Linked DNA regions of Homo sapiens: region 1 is linked to region 2. The links are chromatin contacts, found by Hi-C or POLR2A ChIA-PET in ENCODE. All regions are on one chromosome and are shown on one strand. Each heading gives the region's core, a stretch centred on a gene start or an enhancer-like site at or near the end of the contact. The rest is flanking DNA. Distances are from core to core; before and after follow the strand shown.

What was found. A loop is a pair of places that touch in the nucleus more often than their neighbours do. ChIA-PET counts read pairs that join two places held with the same protein, here RNA polymerase II (POLR2A). Pooled maps may share reads with other maps.
Region 1: a map of B cell shows a loop between it and region 2 (23-fold over the local background). The contact joins the promoter of TMEM69 here to the promoter of CFAP57 in region 2. A Hi-C loop is called at or near these places in 3 of 168 maps with a recorded cell type or tissue (B cell, CD4-positive, alpha-beta T cell and CD4-positive, alpha-beta memory T cell), 1 of 37 single-sample maps with no recorded cell type and 9 of 50 pooled maps. POLR2A ChIA-PET finds 5 or more read pairs at or near these places in 2 of 52 experiments (B cell and GM10248).

The regions. Positions count from the first base shown.
Region 1 is chr1:45,686,769-45,689,637 of GRCh38, forward strand. It overlaps TMEM69 (transmembrane protein 69), which reads left to right and starts at 1,413. Exons shown (of 3, transcript NM_016486.4): 1 at 1,413-1,507. It also overlaps a transcript of GPBP1L1 not described here. RefSeq lists enhancers at 1-55, 76-405, 1,355-1,424.
Region 2 is chr1:43,170,933-43,173,777 of GRCh38, forward strand. It overlaps CFAP57 (cilia and flagella associated protein 57), which reads left to right and starts at 1,398. Exons shown (of 23, transcript NM_001378189.1): 1 at 1,398-1,521; 2 at 1,803-1,978. The coding sequence starts at 1,822. It overlaps EBNA1BP2 (EBNA1 binding protein 2), which reads right to left and starts at 1,358. Exons shown (of 9, transcript NM_006824.3): 1 at 1,121-1,358; 2 at 954-1,037; 3 at 547-719. The coding sequence starts at 1,186. It overlaps MIR6733 (microRNA 6733), which reads right to left and starts at 780; the gene lies at 720-780. RefSeq lists enhancers at 433-1,069, 895-1,124, 1,070-1,705, 1,255-1,384, 1,465-1,514 and a silencer at 1,625-1,824.

The sequences.
Region 1 (2,869 bases), core at 163-2,662, 2.5 Mb after region 2:
GGCGGCGCATGGTCACCTCTGCCCCCTACAGAATTGAATCCTCTGCCTTTCCTCGTGCCGCCTGAGGCACGGACAAGCCTAGTTTAGTACGCCCCTTCTAACCCCCTTGCCCACTTCCAGGGCCTGGGCGCGTATGAATGAGTGGGTGGGTATGCATGTGTGTATCCCTTTTTTCTTCACCCTCCCACAGCCCGCCCCTTGGCCAGTGCGCGTCCCGAAACTACCTCTACAAGGACTTGCAAACCGGTTTCGGAGGAACGTGTGTTTTCCGGCCCTTTCCCACCTTCCGCTCCTTACTTCTCGTGTGCGCGTCGTTGAGACTCCAGTCCCCAGCGGGCCACACGGCCTGGCCCCGGAGGCTGCGCGGCTGCGTCGGCCGCGCTACCCGCTGGGAGTAGTAGTTCCCCTGGAGCGCAGGCGTCACTCCCCCGCCCAAGCGAAGGGCGGGATTCCGGCGAGAGCCTGCGCTTGCGACAGTGCCGTTTCTCCTACCTGAAGTCTCATTGGGTATCGCACTACTGGAAGGGGCGGCGCTGCCATGACAGAGAAGGCAATAAAACTGAAGGCCTAGCTCGACTAAAAGCGCTTACTATTAAGGAAGACTTCGCTGTGGCTCCATCCGGCACGGAAAGCTAAACCGTGTAATGGCTGGCAACCAGGAAGCTAGACTACCTAGAATCCGGAGGATTGGAGGGACTGGCCGGCGTGGGCCCCTGAGATCTCCTACTACATGTCTTCAGTTTTATCCATAGACACGGAAGGGCACTAAAATTGCCTGGTGCCATTTCCTGTGAAACAAGTCTAGATAAGAGAAGGGACTTGCCCAAGGTCACATAGCCGAGAAATAAAGCCGAGGGCAGTAGGAGAAATGATCTGACTTTCCGAACCACCCCCAAGCCTAGGGCCCTTATCACCACACCTTTCATGGAAGTGAAAATCCTGCTCTTGTGCTCTTTAACCCTTAATGAAGTTTATAGGTCCCAGCAAAGAAAATGGATGTAAGAACTGGGCTTTTTTCCCCCTCTAAATGATAGTAAAGGGCCCTAATGCAGTGAGATGTGTCCCCATAGGCCTTATAAACCCTGTTTTGCAAAGTAAAACATAAGTCCCACAGATGGCAAGCAATTCAGGTCACACTGGGCCTAAAATCCCGTCTCTTACCTTCCTTCACCACCATCATTCTGAGATTGTTTCAGTACTTGCACTCTACTTACCCGAACTCTGTGGGCAGATTCTGCTGCCTGGGAGCCCTGGAATAGAACTTCAAGGACCGTTCAACATCTGGATTCAACTAGAAATTAAGAATGGCCCCCAAACAGAAAGCCGGGCCTAGGAACCAATTAGCGCAGGTCAAGTCCCTACCCGGACTCATTTTTTTTCAGCCCTCAGGAAGTAGGGGCCTCTCTGAATCCACTTGCCGGAAGTGCCTTTCCAGTGGACCTGGGCTGTTGTTGCGGTTGTTTTCCTTCTCTCCGTGCAACGCTGGCAAGTCTCAAAGTCGCCACAGGTGCAGGTTGGGATGGGAGGCACCAAGGGTTGGTAGTAAATTTGCGACGTTGGGATGGGAGGGCACCAAGGGTTGGTAGTAAATTGGAGACGCGGGCACTCTCGGGCAGGGTTTCCCGAAGACACTGGCGTCTAAACCCCGCCTTCCTTTCTCAGAGGTCAGTTTGAAGCTGGCAGTTTGCAGTCTTCCCACCAGGGCAATGGGAATATTGAGCTTTTTCATTTATATTAGGAGGATTAAGCTTTGAGTCTCAGTCCTTAATCCCGCATCACCTGCCGTCCCTGGACTTTTTAGGTTATCACTTTTTAATACCCACTAGTTGGAAAGCACGTGCCACAGAGGAAAGGGAGTTTCCAAAGATGGGGGGATGGTTGAGATTTTAAATGGAGTGGTCTGGAAAGTCCTTAAGAAGAAAGTGATTTTGAACAAAAGTGATGGGTACGCTCTGCGGGCATTTTGGTCTGGGGCTCAGGTGGGTGGGTGTGGGTGTGATCTAAATTCTACTCGGAGGCCCAGGATTACTTACCTCCCTACTTGCTTCCTTAAGTATAGTATGAAGACATTAACTGGTATACAGGATTTCTTGACCCAGCCCTAAGATCTGTGATCAATAAATTAGTTCAATCGATTTTTTTTTTTTTTTTTTGAGACGGAGCTTCGCACTGTCTCGTGGGCTGGAGTGCAATGGCGCGATCTCGGCTCACTGCAACCTCCGCCTCCCAGGTTCAAGCAATTCTCCTGCCTCAGCCTCCCGAGTAGCTGGGATTACAGGCGCCTGCCACCACGCCCAGCTAATTTTTTGTATTTTTAGTAGAGACGGGGGGGAGGTTCACTACGTTGGCCAGGCTGGTCTCGAACTCCTGACCTCGTGATCCACCCACCTCGGCCTCCCAAACTGCTGGGCTTACAGGAGCGAGTCACTGCGCCCTGCCCAATCGATTTTTTAAAATTAAGCAGCAACTGTAGGTTTTTTTAGACATCCCATTCTCTTGGTTAAGAATGAAATTGTCAGATCTAGATCCATATTATCATTCACCTGTTTTTACTGGCTGCTTACATTAGAGTTTTTAATCAGTCCCTCCTGTGTAAAGTGCTTTGTGTCAGGGACGGTTCTCAGCTATTTACATGTAGTAACTTATTAAGTGTTATATCAGGCTAAGTGGCACACACCTGCAATCCCAGCACTTTGGGAGGCCGAGGCAGGTGGATTGCTTGAGCTCAGGAGTTCAAGACCAGCCTGAGCAATATGGCAAAACCCCTTCTATACAAAAAATACAAAAATTGGGGCCAGGCACGGTGCCTAATGCCTGTAATCCCAGCACTTTGGGAGGCCAAAGCAGGCGGATCACGAGGTCAGGAGAT
Region 2 (2,845 bases), core at 148-2,647:
CCTTTTCACCGCCAATCATGAGTTATCCAAGCTCAGAAGGACTCTCAAAATCTGACCTCCATTAGCAAGAACAAACAAACAAAAACTGTCTCACTGATTTAGTATCTAAAAGAAATGTAGCCGTATACTAGTTTTTAAAAAGGGGAGGGGTGTTGCTAAAAATAGTTTAAGAGAATGACTACTCTAAAGGTACCCATTAACACAAACGAATGTCGATTATGGATTCTTATGTAATTACTAAAGCAATTCCACACAAGAACATCCCATAAGCAATGTTTGTTTGTTTGTTTTCCTAATAACTGAAGCATGCACAAAAAGTTTTAACATGAATATTTCAAATTAGCCCATAAAGTGGATTTTGGATCGTGACCGTGGACCAAAGAGCTCTTCTCTCAAACAGGAAGAATCTCCTAGCTATTCTTAGTCAAAAGAAGCCGCTCTCTCTACTCCTAGGCTTATTCTGAGTGCAGACTTACTAATTTCCCCTCTTTCCCACTCTCCTGCACAAGGATCCTCAACTTCTCCAACATTTGAAAACAAACATACAAACTCATCTCTCGCTGGAAGTCGTCTTCTGGATCAACAGCTTTCTGGTCCTTGTTCTGAGGTGCTGGCGCCTCAGATCCACCGATCTCCGGTACCGGACCCAGTGTCACATCGAGCCTTTCAACCCATTCCAGATCCCGCTTGAATTCTGCCAAACATTGCTTCAGGCCATTCTAGGAAATCCAGACACTGAGCTCACAAGAAGGGAACTCTGAGTTTGTCTTTCCCAAGCACAGGCTGTTAGGCGAAGGGACAAAGTGCTAATCCCCAATACCCAGACAGGTAATTGACCCTCTTGGCGAGGCGCAGGGTGCATCTTTCCTGGGACAAGAATCGGTCTCCCAAGCCCAACAGCGCCTGAAGCGCATCCCATGTCCGAGTACCCCCGACCCTGTGCCCACGCTCACCACGTCGTTCACGGCCTTCTTCGGCCCCTCTAGCACGACATTGAGGCCTGGCTTCAGAAGCCCTCGGGAAAACGCATCCTGCAACTGCAGGACACAATCACGGTCACTCCCAGGGGTGTAAGGCCCCCTCTCCCACGCCCAGCCCCACGAGCTCGGCTGACACCTACCTCTCTGTCTGTGACAAGGGATTCATCGGATTCCGACTCCGAATCCGAGAGCGGGGGAGTGTCCATCTCGCCGCACGCACGTCCCACACCTACAGGAAGAAACGGGGTATCCCGAGACCCAAGCGGCTAGCAGAGGGCGGCCCTGGCCGCTGCTGCCTGCCTTCAGCCCCCTACTCCCACGCCGTGGCTCCACGTGCCACCGAATCGCTCCAGCGCCAGCAACTCACAGCTACTGCTCAACTTTTGATTGGGACTTCCGCTTCCGGCGGCAAACCATACTTCCGGTTTGTCGTTGCTATAGGAACCGCTACGGCGTTTGAAAGTGTCCGGGTTGCTTAGGATCCCTACAGGTAGCGCCTCTGGATACATGCGTGGTCTGCTGACCCAGAGAGAAACGAAAGGTGGGAGGGGGTACCTGGGGGTCGCCAGAAGGAGCTGGTAGCAGTGAGGGTACAAAGGAAAAGGCAGAAAAAGGAGCCGCGGGGGTGGGGTGGCGCGGAGGAGGACCCCGGGGGAGGGGAAAGGGGAGGGACAAGGGGAGGGGAAAGGGGAGGGACAAGGGGAGGAGAAAGGGGAGAGACAAGGGGAGGAGCAAAGGGCGGGGAGGGCGAGTCCGGGCCGGGGGCGGGGTCGGAGCGGGGCGGTGCTCTCCACTCTGAAGCGCTGCCTTGGTCTTCAGCAGAACTGTTTGGCGGGAGATCATGTCAGCCGTGGTAGCTCAGACGCTGCATGTTTTTGGTCTTCGATCCCACGTGGCCAACAATATCTTCTACTTCGATGAACAGATCATTATATTTCCTTCAGGAAATCACTGTGTGAAGTACAATGTGGATCAGAAATGGCAAAAATTCATTCCAGGTAAAACTTTTTCCATCCTGACATATACAGGAATGGTATGTGCCACATATAACCCCATAATCCCAGCATGATGATTGGAAAGAAAGATTTTGGCCAATTTGAATATATATGCAGTATTATAAATGTAGAGGAAATAAATGGCGACTTGTATTATGAAACTAGATTAATCAGTCACGCATATGTAGTTAAAATCACATATAAAATGTTAATTTAAAAGTACTTTTTTCACTGTAATTTCATGAAAATATGTTAAGAACCCCTCTTTTGGTGTCTTCAATATCACTGCCTTTGTCATCACCAGAGCCACTTTTTGAGTTGTCTAACAGTTTTCCTGAGCACACCACCTTCATTATATCACCGTTTGAATCCAAGTATGATGAAGACACTGTAAACTTTATCCCAAGTCGCAAATAACCATTTGTATAGCATTACAGCCCTTATTTTTGTTCACAGTGGTCCTGTTAATGATATTCATTATTTCAACAACCGAATCCATTTTCCCATTCTTTGTTGCATTGACACCTTTTATTGTGACATATACATACAAAAGAATGTACCCTACATATATGTCATATTTAAAGAATTACAATAGAATGTAGATCTGTGAACCCAGCCACCCAGCATAGGAAACAGAATATTACCAGTTCTAGTGCTTCTCCCTGTATTCTGTGTCTTGCTGCATCAGTTCAATGTCATGCTTTTGAGATTCACACATCTCGATACATATAGCCAAGTTCATTTTATTGCTATGTAGTGTTCCATCATATGAATATAATGTCTCAAATATATGTATTCACTCTAATATTGAGGGACATTTGGGAAATAACAATCATTTGCTATTACAAACTATACTACTATAAACATTCT